2 separate regions of the Homo sapiens genome follow, and region 1 is linked to region 2. Evidence: chromatin loops called from intact Hi-C (ENCODE). Cell type or tissue: heart left ventricle. All regions are shown on one strand.

What was found. Peaks named below come from ENCODE experiments on the same cell type or tissue, not always from the same donor. Only the 100,000 strongest peaks of a DNase experiment are listed, where the experiment ranks them.
Region 1: a loop joins it to region 2, with 2.3 times the contacts of the local background. A loop is called at or near these places in 3 of 110 quality-filtered maps.

What each region holds. Positions count from the first base shown.
Region 1 is chr4:53,711,441-53,719,440 of GRCh38, forward strand. It overlaps LOC100506444 (a long non-coding RNA gene), which reads left to right. Exons shown (of 3, transcript NR_125918.1): 2 at 5,392-5,567. Among named protein-coding and RNA genes, the nearest start is that of LNX1-AS2, 120 kb to the left of the region's middle. RefSeq lists an enhancer at 7,289-7,890. In heart left ventricle, no CTCF peak of the experiment used is centred here; no DNase peak of the experiment used is centred here; H3K27ac peaks cover 998 bases.
Region 2 is chr4:53,847,830-53,855,829 of GRCh38, forward strand. No RefSeq gene overlaps it. Among named protein-coding and RNA genes, the nearest start is that of CHIC2, 210 kb to the right of the region's middle. In heart left ventricle, no CTCF peak of the experiment used is centred here; a DNase peak (open chromatin) is centred at 4,782; H3K27ac peaks cover 1,741 bases.

The DNA.
Region 1 (8,000 bases), 140 kb before region 2:
ACCCATTATAGTGGTTCACAGATGTGGCAAAATATAGAGAAACATTTTGCTAAGATCCTCCCTCATTCCTCTCCTGCCCTCCACAGATATCAGCTTCCTTGCTCTCAACTTCTTGGTTCTGGACTCTTGGGTTATATCCAAATTCAGACACCCACCCCCAGCCCAGGGTCACTGCTGAAGGCTGTGAAGTCTGAGTCCTGCTCAAGGACCCATTTGAGGAGCTGAACTGAAATCCAGCCTGTGCTCCACTCATTAATTCATGGGTCCTGGTGAGGGATGTGCTGCCTGAGAGAAAGCCTGCTGGTCCTAACTGGCTCCCAGCAGCTGTGTGGCTAGCTGTGGCCATGGCTGTCTCTGCTCTGCCATCCCCCTGTGGCGTGGATCCCCACTTCCCGCTCCTACCCTCTGGACCCCTGCTCTCCTGAGCAGTGTTGGCCTTTGTCGTTGTTGCCTCTTGCCACTGCACCTTCCATTGTTTGGACTCTTCATTTGGGCCTTCTCATCTTTTCTGCCCCCAAGAGGAGGTGATCTGAGCTAAGCACAAAAACATTTCAATTTCTAAGCCTTTGGAAAGGTTTTCCCTTCAGATAGAGTGCTCGTACCAGAAAGCACCCACTAGAGAGAGCTCACATTTTCACTCCCTCCCAACCTCTCTGAATCATGTGTGTCTTCTGGACACTAAAATAAAGACTGTGCAACCTCTTGCCGGAATGTGCCTCCAAAGATCTGAGAGAAATTTGTAAAAACAATAGCTAATGTTTACTGGGACTTACTACATGCCAAACACTCTGCCAAGTGCTTTGTTTTTTTTTTCAGCTATAAATATTTTTTGTTTCTATAGCATTTAAGAGAAGCCTATAAAAAGTTGTTGTTAAATCAAATTTAAGAAAATTTTACATGGAAATTTTACTGAATCCTCATAGGATCCATAAGAGGTTGGTACTCACATTCCCATTTAACAAGTGAGGAAACACAGGCTTAGAGAGGTTAAGTAATTTGCCTCACACCTTGAATTCAGCAGAGTGGGGTTTCAGGTGTGCTTTCGTCTGACTCCGGCACTGAGTAAGCACTGTGCTTACTTCTGTGATAGTGAAGGTCACAGAAAAGCCGGGCTCAGCCTGAGACAAAGGCTACTGCTGCCAGAAACAGCAGGAAAGACGGTGAGAGCCAGGCTGATGAACAGGCCTCCCTTTAACTCAAGTTCAAAATCACAGTGGGATGAAAATCTGAGCATTTGAGGTTGGTTGGCTTCATTTTAACCATGTGCCTAAAAATTTGTCATCATTTAAAGACCATTTCCTCTGCACCTGCATCCAAAATGCATCCAGGGTCCAGTGTTTTAAGGAAGAATTACTCAGATGCTCTGTTTTGCTTCTTCACAATCCATGCATTCCACTTCTAATCACGTCGAATTTGTGGAGATAATGGCCTCGAGGGATTGGGAGGATGAAAATCAGGAGAAGTGAAGCTGATTTCTCCTTGACCATGTGGCTTCTTGAAATTTCAGGGTAGGCATTAAAAGAAGTGGTTGGTCGAGATTAAAGACTGAACTGTGCATCTTAGCTGTAATTTATGTCATTTCATCTGGGAGAAACATAAAAATCAACAGCTTTTAATGAATCTCTGCTTGGATGTTTTGTCACTCCTCAAAGAGTCTTTAGAAACACATTGAATCCCATGCCCAGATTATTAGGATTGAACCTTGCTGTGAGGGTATAGTGATGAGCAACATGGCTCTTATATTTCTCCAATGTTTGTCAAGACCAGTTTTTGTGAAAAAATGATTTATTAATTATTATATTAATAATCTGATGTATTAGCCCATCAATGAGTGACCTAGACAGGGATGTCGGTGGCATTCCAAGTGTCAGCCAGACACCCCACGCTTTCTATTTGCCCATCCGGTATGCTGGGTGCTACAGCTCTGGGGTCATTCTCCTTAGAGATCTTGGAATTCTTGAGGCCTTACATTTCTAGCTGCCACTCACTTCTCCTCAGCTTGCAGACATGGCCATGCTGCATTTCACTGACCCATTGCATACGAGTCCAGCCCCTGGGGAATTGCCTTAACTCTCAAGCATCTTAGGAATACACTTTTTCCTGTTTTAAAGAAGACCCTGGAAAGGGCAACAAAAACAGAACTCATCTCTAAGAATGCTGGCAGTGGATCCTGGAGGTTAACATCACAAGCTTTGGAGTCAAGCAGGCCTGGATTGAAATCCTTCCTCAATCACTTACTAGCTGTTTGGCCTTGGATGAGTTACTTGACTTCTCTATAAACGTCAATTCCCCGTCTGTAAAATGGATATAATTGTATATGTCTCGTTCTACTGTTGTGAGGATGGAGTGAGATTATGCATGGAAAGCACTTCAGCATTGAGAAGCACTCCAAATATGATAACTGTTAGTGTTATCAGAAGAGAAATTCAACATATCAGCAAAAACTCCCATCTACAATCTTAAAAACATTGTTAAGTGAAAGAAGCCAGACACAAAAGGCCACATGTTGTATAATCCCTTATATATGAATGTCAAGAGTAGGCAAATCTCTAGGGACAGAAAATAGATTAGCAATTGCCTAAGGCTGGAGAGTTGGAGGGGAATGGGGAGTGACTGCTAGTGGTTATGGTGTTTCTTTTAGGAGTGATTGCAATGTTCTGGAAATAGATAACAGTGATGGTTGTACAAATTTGTGAATACACTAAAAACCACTGAATTGTACACTTTTAAAGAATGTGTTTTATATATGTGAATTATATCTTTTAAAAAGTTATATTTAAAAAAGAACTATGTACGATGCAGCTAAAACCAGAGACTTTTTAAAGCTAATTTGTTTCCTGGAATCTCTCTACCTCTCCAAGCCTGGAAGAAGGATTAACTGTCATCTCACTGGAAGACTGTGTCTCTTTCTAGGTAAATCATTTGTTATATGATGACTGCACAGTAAATGTCAACCCATTGCAATTTTGGCATTTGTGGGGATCAGTAACATGCAGTTCTCTTGGCATTCTACGAGGGACTGCTAAACAGCCTGGATTTATGAGCATGAAGAGCCAGCCTACCATGCCTAAATCAGAGCTTCTCTGCATCTTGGTTCATTTGGCAGATGTTCCAGGTGATAAGTGAGATGTTTTCCTCCATTTAAAGTGAAAAAACCGAGGCAAGGAACAGAAAAAAAGAGTCTATTGGATTAACTGTGACTCTTTTGATGTATCATAGCCATTGGTTCTAACTGAAGGTGTGTGTGTGTGTGTGTGCACGTGTGTGTGTGTGTATGTGTTGGGGGAATGAGTAGGGTAGCTTTGCTAAAAGGGAAGAGGGAAGGAGATGTAGATGAGTCAGTGCCTACTGCAAAACTGGAGTGGATTAATTCTGGAATTTCATTGAGCATATTCAAAGCTTCCAAAGTATAATTTTAAAAACGTGTTTTCAGATTCACATCTCAGACAGAGTTGTCAGCGCTGCTTAGGAACAATTTCTTTTGGTGTGAGTAAGGTTACAAGATTTTGATAAAAATATTATTTCTTCATGTTTGGAATGTCTAAACAGATTTGTGGTTTTTCATTTTGCTTTAAAACATGATTAAATGTGCTTTAAAAAAATCAAAGCCTTCTGTCTGGGTTTTGAATCTCTTCCAGATTTATAGCTGCTTAATATTATATATGTCATGCCGATTTTCTTTTGGTTCAATCATGTCAATTGAGATTCTTTCAAAGAAAAAAAGGCTTATTAAAAAAGGAATTGTTTGTCCACCACATTAAGACTTTAAGAAATTTATCAAGATATTGATCAAGAACATTTTATTTTTAAAATTCTTTGCTGGAGCTGCTAGGCGGAGTAGATACCCAGAAGGAGAAGCTGAGGGAGATCTCAGGGCAGGCAGAGAATCAAAGTGAAAGTCAATTTGAGTAAGTTTTCCTTGGGCTAGCGTGCACACACTGGACTCTTTAATTACCTTTGTTTTTATGGAGAATGTACTCTCCAATGGGACTTAGTTGAGAGTGAAGGTAGTACATGTTGTGCTCTGTACTAAGAATCTTTGAGAGACTAAGCAGGAGAAGAGAAAATGCTCCCATATAGATGACCTGAACACTTAACAAGCAGTAAATAACAACAGCTACACGTATTGTCCATTTACTATGTTCTTGCACTCAGCTGGGAATTTCATTATTTTCCATAAAGCCCAATGATATTAGTGTGATTGTATCCATTTTAGAGATGAAGAAACTGATGGTCTAGAAGGTTAAATAACTGGGCCCAAGGTCAAGTAAGGGCATGGTTTATCTAAACTTTGAATCAGATCTGTTTGGTTCTTGCTTTTGACTACATCAAAAACCTGACAGATGGTCTTGCAATTGGAAACTGGGTTAATATCCTACTTCTAAAATCTTCTACTGCTTAGTTTCCCTATTCTTAGAGGAGGTCTTTTTTTGGAAGCCTAGTAAACTGCTCCTCCTAATGCCTTTCACTCATGAGTGATGCAGCTGCCCAAATCAGAAACTTGAAAGTTATTCCAATGCTCCCGTTTTCTCAGCCAGCACATGGATAAATCAAGTTCTAGAGATTCCACTCCTTCTATTTCCCTGCAATCCACCTTCTCTAGCTCTGCATCCATGATTGCAGTTCAGAGTGTGCCATTTTGCAGTGCTACTTATAGCAGCCTCTTAATTGGCATCTCTGCCTCCAGTCTTGCCCCCTCCAGTTCACTTCCCAAGAATGCTTTCATTCCCAACAGTGATTTTTCAAAAAAAAAAAAAAAAAGTGTAAGCAATCCTGTTCATTCACTACTAAAAAATGTTCACTCTCTTTTCATTACTTCAGGATGAAGTTCAAGTTTCCTAAGATTCCTTATAATGACTTCACTGATTTGGTTTTATCCTTCCAGCCTCATTTATTATATAACACTCTCTGGATCAGGAGTAGACTTGGTTACAAGTGACAGAAAAATGAAAATAACAGTGGCATAAACTACTAGAAAGCTGATTCTTTTCCTTTACATATGGGTGGTATCATTCAGTCATCCAGAATCCAAGTTCTTTCTAGATTATTTTTCCACTTCCTTAGCCATGTAGCTTCTGTGTCATTGGCTGGGGTGGCTGCTGGAAATTGAGCTCTCAGATCCCCATGTTAACCCGTGGAACAAAGGGAGGACCAAAGAAAGTCATGCCCTTCCCTTTTTGATGGTGTCCAAGAAGTTCCACTTAGGAACTCCCATTTCGTTTCCATGTAACTTGGTCACATGGACACATCTGTTGCAAAAGAGATTGGGAAATGTAGTTATTGTTTTTGTCAACCATTTGTCCAAAAACAAATTGGGGATCCTATTCTCAAGGAAACAGTGGATAAAATAAACTGAGGACAACTAACAGTCTCTGATACTTCCACTCTCAGCTGTTTGCAGTGGCCTGTAGTGAAGTGGCTCTTTCTGCCCTTGCTGTGCGTCTCACTCCAGGACCTCCTGAAGAGCGCTGATCCTGCACTATACATGTGGTTCTTCTCCTATGCCTCCCGACTTGTCAGAGAATTTCTTGAGGACATGGATGACTGTCTGGCAGCGACAGTTCCAGGTTTTTATTTTTGTTTCTTTAAATAGAGCCTTCTGTTTAGCTTAAATGTGGAAACATAACCATAGACGTCTGAGAATGTGAACACAGGTTATAATTCTGCGCAAGAAACATGCATTGCAAGAGTCCCCCAACTGCTGAGTCAGAGGTCTGTTTGAGGAGGCGATAGTTGAGTTAAGGTCAGCATTAGGAAAAGGAGCAAGCCACATAACAATCTGGAGGAAGAGCCTTCTTGATAGAGAATTCATTAGGACAAAGGCCTTGAGGCAGGAAAAGCCTTTGCATTTTCAGGGCAGAAGGAAGCACTGTGGCTAGAGGCTGCAAGTGAGAGAGAGAGTGGAAGTGTGGTAGAGATGGTGGGGACAGACAGCGCATAAAGGCAGCACAGGGTGGAAGTTACAAGTACCAGCTCTGGGACAGAGCAGTTGGATGACTCATGGTTCTACCACTTGCTAGCTGGAGATCTGAGTAAGGCACTTAGTCTCCCTGTGCCTTAGTTTTCCCATCTGTAAAATGGTTATAGACTAGTATGAAGATCATAGACTGGTTGTTAGATTTCAATGAGTTAACACATACAAAGCCCTTAGAACAGCACCTGGGATGTGGTGAACACTCAATAGATCCTTGGCACCTACATTCTTGACCCTGCTGATGTGCGTCTAGATTCTTGCTATGCCTGTCTTTCCAATATTGTACACCCAAACCTGGGCTCCTATTATCTTCCTGCTCTCTGCATTTAATTAGTTGCTTTCTCAGTGAGGGTTGGGTTTGACTGCATGTAACAGAAAAGTCAGAATGTATCAGGTTTTATGTGTAAACACATAAAACCAATTTTTTCTTTCAAGTAGAAATCCTGAGGCAAGCAGGCCACTCAGGGCTGAAATGGTGCCCTGTGCACCTTAGAGACCCCTAGTCCCTCCATCTTACTTTTTAAAAAATCATCTTCAACTTTTGGCTTAAGATAATTGCTGAAGTTTCAGCCATTTTGTCCACATCTCAGAATGATAAAAACAGAAGGATGGAAGAACAAAAAGGCATATCTGTTTTAAAAACTTTTCCTGAAGCCCCATCCTACAATCTTTCGCCATCACATTGGACAGAATTATTTATTTACATGACCAAACTTAGCTATAAGAAAGGCTGGCAAATGTAGTTTTCTTTTCCAGCCTAACACATTGCAGTTCAGTTACTAAGAAAAAAGAGGAGGCTGGGTGCAATGGCTCACACCTGTAATCCCAGCACTGTGAGAGGCCACTGTGGATTACCTGAGGTCAGGAGTTCAGGACCAGGCTGGCCAACATGGTGAAACCCTGCCTCTACTAAAAATACAAAAATTAGCCAGGCATGGTGGCGAGCACCTGTAATCTCAGCTACTTGGGAGGCTGAGGCAGGCAGGAGAATGGCTTGAACCTAGAAGGCAGAGGTTGCAGTGAGCTGAGATCCTGCCACTGCACTCCAGCCTGGATGACAGAGCGAGATACCGTCTCAAAAAAAAAAAAAAAAAAAAAAGAAAGAAAGAAAGAAAGAAAGAAGAGGAAAATGTTTGTTGGAAGAGGCCCATCTCCTTTCTTGTTGCCTAAATTCTAAACCAGACTCTCATTCTTTGTCTCCTCAGCCACTTCCAATGAGCTTTCTGCCTAAAGAATTTTCATCTTCAACACATTTTACACATAATGTGCTGTGGTTTGAATATGTGTGCCCCTGAAAAATTTATACATTTAAACCTAATCTCCAATGAGATACTGTTATGAAGTGGGGCTTTTGGGGAAATGATTAAGTCATGAGGTTAGAGCCCTCATGAATGGGATTATTGCCTTATAAAAAGAAAACTGAGGGAGCTTATTTGCCCCTTCTGCTACGTGAGGACACATAGAAGGCGTTATCTATAAGGAATAGGCCCTGACCAGACACTAAATCTGCTAGCATCTTGATCTTGGACTTAGCCTCCAGAACTTGGGGCAATAAGTTTATGTTATTTATAAGCCACTCAGTATAAGGTATTTTGTTATAGCAGCCAAATGGACTAAGACAAAGAGCCTTCAATTGCTCCCATTTGTATCAAGCAGAGCGCATAAACTGCTGTCCTGCAAGCTGAAGCAACCCAAAGTCATAGTTTGATACTTTCATGGCATTTTGAAAAAAAAAATAGAATCAAATTACTTATCGAAATTTAACAAACCAAAAGTTGCTCTAAAAGCTTGCATGCTTGCATTTCTTTCTTTCAATAGCAGAGGTTCTGGATCCACATTTCTGAATGGCAATAATTAGCTGCGGCTGAATAATCAGTCACTCCTTGGATAGGGCTTGAGATTTCTAGTTTGCCCAAATCCCCACTCTTCCTCTTACCTCACACCAAGCCCACTCCCCTAATTTACATTTGCCACCTGTCCCCTCAAGGCATTGACTTTATAAGTCTTGACTTTATAAAATCGAAAA
Region 2 (8,000 bases):
GAAAATAATCATATTTATGGAATTATGTGTTATAGATTGTTAATAATTTTAATCAACTAGAGGAACTCAGTTTCCAGTAGTGGGGGAAGGGTTAAATTATCATGGAAAATTATATGAAAACATTTTGCAACAATTAAAATGGTCATGATAAAGTCCATATAGTCACATACACATTTGGAAGTATGTATATAATATAATGTTACTGAAGAAAGCCAACAGGGATTAGCCAACATGCATTCTGGAAAGGCAGTAAGTATGGTGGTGAAGAGCATAGCTTCCAGAGCTGAACTGCCTGGGTTAATATTCAACCCCTGCAACCTTCTAGCTCTGACTTTGGGCAGCTTACTTAACCTCTCTCACACTCACTTTCTTATTTGAAAATAGAAAACAAAATAGTAGCTTCCTCATTGCTTTTTTCCAAGGGTTTGATGAGTTCATAAATCACATAAAACACAAAACTACTTGGCACAAAGTAAGCACTGTATGTAATCATGTGCTATGCTGTTTTATCTCTGAAGATGTAAAAGGACTGGACAAACAGTATTATTTTGGTGTATGTGGCTGTGGAATTATTACATTCAGATGATTAAGATTGCTGGCAATTTCGGCCACTTTTTCAATTTTTGCATTTTGAAAAAGTCAATTTGATTTTTAAAGACTTGCATAGATCCCACCACAGTTTTACTTTCAGATTTCATTGAATGAACATTTTCTTAATCCTTTTTTTTCCCCTTTCGCTTGCTTGCTAGTGGATTTTCAAGTGATGGTGTGACAAAAGGGCCAAAGGGCTGTGTACACCAATGATTCCTGTAAATCCCATTGAAAGAGACACTCTGGATGACAGGAAACACTGCGTAATGACTGAAGTATCAATGAATGATTGATGCTATAATTAGTATTAATATTAATTATAGATTTTTTTATATTAAATAATCAAAAGGGCCTCAATTTCTGATAGCAGGGGAACAGTGAATTATATTATAAAATAGTTACTTAAGGGATAATTATCAAAAATTAAAATTATGATTATAAAGATTACATGGTCATACGTATGTATGGAAATGTGTAGAATACAGTGTTAGTGAAGAAAGCTAACTATTTCTGTGTCTTGAACCATGGCTTAAGATGCATGGGTGAGGAGTGAATTCCTTTATTGAAGATAGGGAGAGTCTGTCCCAAAGCAGTCAAAGCATGGCTCTGCCTTCTCTCTTGAGAGCTGGCTTCGAGAATGAGCTATGTGCTGGGTAGGACATAAGTGGAGCCCTTTCTCACGGGGAAGGTTGGCCACTACTGTGGCGCCTTCTTGTGTGTTCCCTCCAGCACTGCTAGACAAGCCCGTCCTCGAAACAAATCTGGGGAAATTTATGCTGACACTTGGTTCCACATCTGGAAATGCTGAGGGTCAGTTATGATTCTTAGCATTGTGTTCATTCTCTTCTTAAGCAAAACTTCAACTTACCTTGCAGGCCAGTGCTCTTTTTTCCAGACACCCAAGGCATTCCAGCAATCTCCTTTCCCAAAACTCAATGGGTTTAAATGTTCAGGCCAGAAGACCTGCAATTTCCAGTGTTTTCCATTGCAGAACTTTAGACCTGGATCTGCTACCTGTTAGGTTCTGGCCTTAAGGAGATGTATTTTAAATAGTACTCCCTGGATGAATGATACCATTTACATTTTTTTCTTCAAAGAACTTCATGTGTCTTTTAGGAACTGATTAAACTTGGCAATTAAGATCCCATGCCTTAGGCCTTTCTGACGGGAAAATGTTAAAAAGAAACAAATGAAAATTTTTATCAAGTTAGAAAACCAATGAAAAATAAAAGTGAATTAAAGGAAGTTTTTCTTGTTTTATTTTACATAAAAGAAAATGGGCCAGGAATGGTGGCTCACCCCTGTAATCCCAGCACTTTAGGAGGCTGAGGTGAGAGTATCACTTGTGCCCAGGAGTTGGAGACCACCCTGGGCTACATGGTGAAACCCCAGCTCTACCAAAAATACAAAAACTAGCCAGTCTCATAACCCAGTCTCAAAAAAAGATAAAGAAAATGATCAGCTAAAGGAAATGGAAGAATCATCTACTTCACAATTAAGAGAGTTTTATCTTTATTTTTCCTATCTTTTGCTTCATGGTTTGTATAATTCATCTTTCAGTGGAGGGAAAAAATTGTTTATGTGTACTTTGACCTAGTTAGAGAAAAGGGGGGAGAGCAATTAAACATCAAGAAGTACTTTGTTCATCAATAAACTGCTATTCAAAAGGGCTGCACTAGCTCTCCACCCCCACCTCTTGTTTTCAATGTCATAATTATTTATAGGGCCAGTTGGAGTCTCAACTCTGCTAAAACAATTTATTCGAGGGCCTCAGCCCTTATCCCAAGCACAACACTGCCCCATTAGGCTTCTGGGCAAATGTTTGTTCATATGGGTCCTAACTCAGCTGTCAGTTATGTGAGAGAGAGTGTGTGTGTGTGTGTGTGTGTGTGTGTGAGAGAGAGAGAGAGAGAAAGAGAGAGACAGAGAGAGAGAAAGAGAGAGAAAGAGAGAGCGAGAGCACGCACACACGTGAGAGAGAGGTGGCGAGGGTTACTCTTAATCTGGGTTTTTCTGGAACATCTGAGCACATATTGTGGCTGAGCACTATGAATGATACAGTAACACAAGGTGAGAATCTCTTCCTTTTTCTGTGCCAATAAGTTAGTCCTGACACTGCCAGAGAGACAAATCCTCCACCCACTGTCCACCAAAATGGGAAGGCCGTAGGCATTTGATTTGCCATGGCCAATGAAACAAGACCACCTCTGAGAAGAGCACATGTGTGTTGGGTGGGGTCAAGATATCCTCACTGGATATAGACATCCAGGCCTCATGTTCCTTGACATGGTAGTATTCAGGAAAGCTTTGAAAATCTGTTTTGGCCTAAAGTGCATCTGACACTAGGCAAGTAAACACACTATAAAAACTGAACGCCAGACCCAGCACCCTGGTGTGGTATTTCCTTAGACCTCAAAAGTCTGATCAAAGAAGGAACATATTAGCTTAGTGAAAAAGTAATTGTGGTTTTTACCATTACTTTCAATAGCATAGAGGTTAAAAATATGGACTCTGGAGCCTGACTTCCTGCATGTGGGTCCCTGCCCTGCCACTGATTAGCTGGGTAACCTTAGGTAAGTGACTTAACCTCTCTGTTTATTTTTCTGTAAACAGGAGATGCTAATTGTACTTACCTCATAAGGCTGTTAGGAGGATCCACATTAGCAAAATGTTTAAGCCAGTGCCTGGAAAGTGCTATGTGAGTGTTTGCCGAGTAAAATTAATAGATTTGTGAAACAATTTCATTCCCAGTCCCATCTGTTTTCACCCAGGGATTCTGTTTGATTTAAAAACAGTTATTAAAAGTTTCTTGGCTGGGCACCGTGGCTCACGCCTGTAATCCCAGCACTTTGGTAGAACAAGGTGGGCAGATCACCTGAGGTCAGGAGTTCAAGACCAGCCTGGCCAACAAGGTAAAACCTCATCTCTACTAAAAATACAAAAATCAGCTGCGTGTGGTGGTGGGAGCCTATAATCCCATCTACTTGGGAGGCTGGAGAATCGCTTGAACCCAGGAGGTAGAGGTTGCAGTGAACTGAGATTGCACCATTGCACTCCAGCCTGGGTGATGAGAGCAAAACTCTGTCTCCAAAATAAAAAAGTTTATTGCTTGCCCAAGATCTTTTATTCTTGACTTTCAAATTAAATGTATTTGGGTGAGAACAACTTTGTCATTGGAAGTAGGAGCATTGAAGAGATGAGCATGATGAATCAGGGTTAAAATGTTAATTCCACACTCAATAACTATAGGGACTTGAGAAAGTTTCTTCACTTCTTTGAACTCAACTTATACATCAGTAAATTGGGAATAATGTGAACCTCTCAGGGATATCATGAAGATGAAACTTATGTGTGAAAAGTACTCGGCACTTAATCCAGTGGAAAAAATGGTTATCTTCTTGATAAGTTCCAGGCTGTATCTTTTTGCTTTAACCTCCTTGCATTCAACTCTTACAATCTTCTAAAGCCTGCCTGGCTCACTGATTCATAGTAGATTTCATAGTCTTCTTCTGATACAAACAGTTGAAACTTTATCTTCTTTGGGTTGTTTTGCTATTATACACGTACTGGTGAGATCCAAAGAGTGGGCAAAAATTATATTGACTGCTAAGAATATTTTGAGAACAATACATTTCAGGAAAATCCTCGAGACCTGGGTTGCTCCTCTTTAAGATCAATCAGCAATGCGCCCTAGGGATTCTCTCACATTTCTGCCGTTTGCAAAACTCTATACCATTAGGCAGATGTCACCCAGAGCTGCTTGTCTTTTTTCAACAGAATTTTTTTTGAAAGGTGAGCTTTTTAAAGAGAGTTTTTCTATATTATTTTTTCATTGAAAATTATAATTAAAAATGTGTCAAAATTATCCATGATTTTCAGCTGCCTGACATTTGTCTCACATATGTTTCTTTTTAACACAAATTTTTTTTTCTCCTCAAAGTCAAGTTTAAGACCTCAAATCCTTCTTTAAAAAGTATTTAAAAGATTGAGCAAGTTGCTCTCCATGGGGTTTGCTGACGCAGGGGCTCCTGTGTTTGTTTTTACTAAAGAATGGCTGTTTCCCTGGTCTGGTTACTTTACTCTCTGTATTTTCCTTGGAAAAGTCACCAAACTGACCAACTGTCTCTCCTGGAGAGAAGAATCCTGTAGCTGTTAGTGTGCGAGCCACGATGTGCTTCTGTCACAGATAGACAAGCAAATCGCAAGCCCTGGAAGACCCTGGGCCGTTCCACTCCTCCTGGAATGCACTCTAAGCCTCAGAGACACCAATGTCCTCTCCAAAATGCCTTACTATCTGCCCTGTGTTGCTCCATGAAAAAATTAAGTTTCTGTGCTCAAGCAGGCTAGGAGAATCTTTGAGTTAACTTATGATGCAAATTATGCTTCTTTTCTCAACGTTACAATGCAACATTAACATATGAAAGTTGCCATCAGTTTCTTAGTCAAGAAATTTAACGTTGCCTCATGCTAACTAGAATTGTTTAACCTGGAAGCCCACTTTTCAATGTTATCTATTGCAAGCCTGGGAACTTGGGGTTCTACAGAAGATACCTTGGGAACCTGTGTTATATTAAAGAGTGCTATGACTTGGAAAGTCAGCTGGACTCAAGCTAATGTGCCAAGAATGGTTCAGAGTGACAATTTGTCCATCTTCATCAAAGCTCCTCTCCCTCTCACCAACTCTGGCTTGGAGAATCCTACTCCTTTAAGCCCACACCAGCATGGTTCAAGAGTGGAGATGCAACAATGGAATACCATTCGGCCCTAAAAAAGAAGCCAATCCTGCCATTTGCAGGATGCTATGCTGATGGAAATAAGTCAGTCCCAGAAGGACAAAGACAACATGCTTCCACTTACAGGAGGTAAATAAAATCATCTAATTCATAGAAGCAGATAGTAGAATGGTGGTTGCCAGAGGCTACAGGAGGGGGATATGGGGAAACATTGTTTAGCGATAAAAGTTTCAGTTATGCAAGATGGATACGATCTTCTGCTGAACATGGTGGCTGTAGTCCATAATACTGTATTGTGCACTTAAAAATTTGTTAAGAGGTAGATCTCCATCCCATGTTAAGTATTCTTTTGTTTGTTTGTTTGATTGTTTTGAGACAGAGTCTCACTCTGTTGCCCAGGCGGGAGTGCAGTGGCGCAATCTCAGCTCACTGCAAGCTCCACCTCCCAGGTTCAAGGGAGTCTCCTGTCTCAGCCTCCCGAGTAGCTGGGATTACAAGCGCCTGCCACCACACTCAGCTAATTTTTTTTGCATTTTTATTAGAGACGGGGTTTCACCGTCTTGGCCAGGCTGGTCTTGAACTCCTGACCTCAGGTGTTCCACCTGCCTTGGCCTCTCAAAGTGCTGTGATTACAGGTGTGAGCCACCATGCCCAGCCCCATGTTAAGCATTCTTATGACAAGAACAAAGAGACACAAGGAAACTTTTAGAGGCGGTAGATATGTTCATTACCTTAATTGTGGTGGTGTTTTCATCGCTGTATGCATATGTCCAGGCTCATCAAATTGTATATAGTCAGCCCTCTGTATCTGCAGGTTCCACATCTGTAGATTCAACCAACCTCAATTGGAAAATATTCAGAAAAAAAAACAATGAAAAATAGCCATCCAACAATAAAATAATACACATATTAAAAATACAATTCACATAGCATTTACACTATATTAGGTATTATAAGTGATCTAGAGATGATTTAACATTTATGGGAGGATGTGCATAGGTTATATGTAAACACTTCGCCATTTTACATAAGGGACATGAGCATTATGGATTTTGGTATCCTCAGAGGTCCTGGAACCAATCTCCTGGTGTTTGTTTGTTAAATATCTGCAGTTTGTTGCACATCATTTATGCCTCAATAAAGCTGTTTTTTTCAAAAAAGTGTGAGTATGCCAGTGAGTATGAGTATGTGCACTGTGCCCATTTATGTGGTCACATTCCAAAATCAGATGTATGATTTAGGTTATTTATCACTTTGCAGTACTTACTCCTCATTTTCACCTTGTTTGCACTGATAATTTAGATTGAGTTAGATATCTGGAGAGAATATCTGTAAGAAAATAGAACAAAATTAGTGTTATAGCAGAAGGTGAAAGCAACGCCATCGCAGCACACCAGCCATGAGGATCCATAAGTTCTGCAGCTGTCCTGCTGAAACTGCCACCACCACCAAACTGCCCACTGTGTGAATTTGGTCTGGTTTCCTGACATGTATTTACCTCCTCTTCCTGCACCCCCAATCCCTGCAAAAATAGGACCGATTAAGATCAAGATATATTTTGGCTTGTTCAATAACTTCTATTTATCTTGAAATAAAGTTCAGCCTTTCTAAATGTTCCGCAAATCTCTGCAAGATCTGACCCCTGCCTTCACTCTTTTCCTGCTTCATGTGTTAGAATCTAGGCGTTTGTTATTTTCTCCCAGTTCCTACAATACACCATGCTTTCTGCAATTCCCTCTGCTTGAAGGTCTGTAGCTCATTCCCTTCCCTCACCAAATTCTCCCTGGCCCCCACCACAGCCTTGTGCCTAGCTGATTGCCCCTCATCTTTTATGTCATTGTCTAGACATCATTTCTTCCAAGAAGCCTTTCCTGACCCTTCCACAGAACTGGGTTGGCTGACCCTTCCCTGGCCTCCCTTAGCAACTACACTACCCATTTCATTGCATTCCCAGCCCTCCACTATAACTGAGTCTGCTTATTGACCTGTATTCGCCACGGGACTATAAACTCCACAGGGGCAGAAACTCACTCTGCATTATTTGCCATTATACCCCCAGGGCCTAGCCCAGAACCTCTAACGCAGCAGCTGTACAATAAACACATGTTGAATGAATGAATCAGTCAGTAAGTGGATCAATCTTACCCTTGTTGCAACATATAATAGTATGATTCTATCATCAGAGTCCCAAACCTCAGATTCTCATTTCCCAATTTTTTAGATGAATGGTATAATACAGTCCAACTACACAGTCTTTCTGAAGTTATCTTCCTCAAACACATAGGTGTGTGTAGCTGGGAGGGCTCCCTGTAATTGACAAAAACAAAGTATAGCCTCATGTTTCCTGCCTGCCTGTGTTGAGTCAACCAGCTAGGGCTATGCTTTACTTTACCATAGATTTTATATCTAAATCATACTTCATCAGACGTTATATCTAAATCATCAGATTCAAAACAATTTAACTGGACCTACACTCAGTCTTGCCAGAAAATCTGCTTCCCGTTTTCATGACAAGTCATGCATGCTCTGGGGCTTTCAGAATCTTGCTTCTATTTTTTTAGTCTCATTGCATAATAAAACACAGATACACATAGTCACACACAAGCTCAACGACACAAATACACATAGTCACACACAAGCTCAACGAGACCCATGTTTTTCACTGTTCTTTTACAA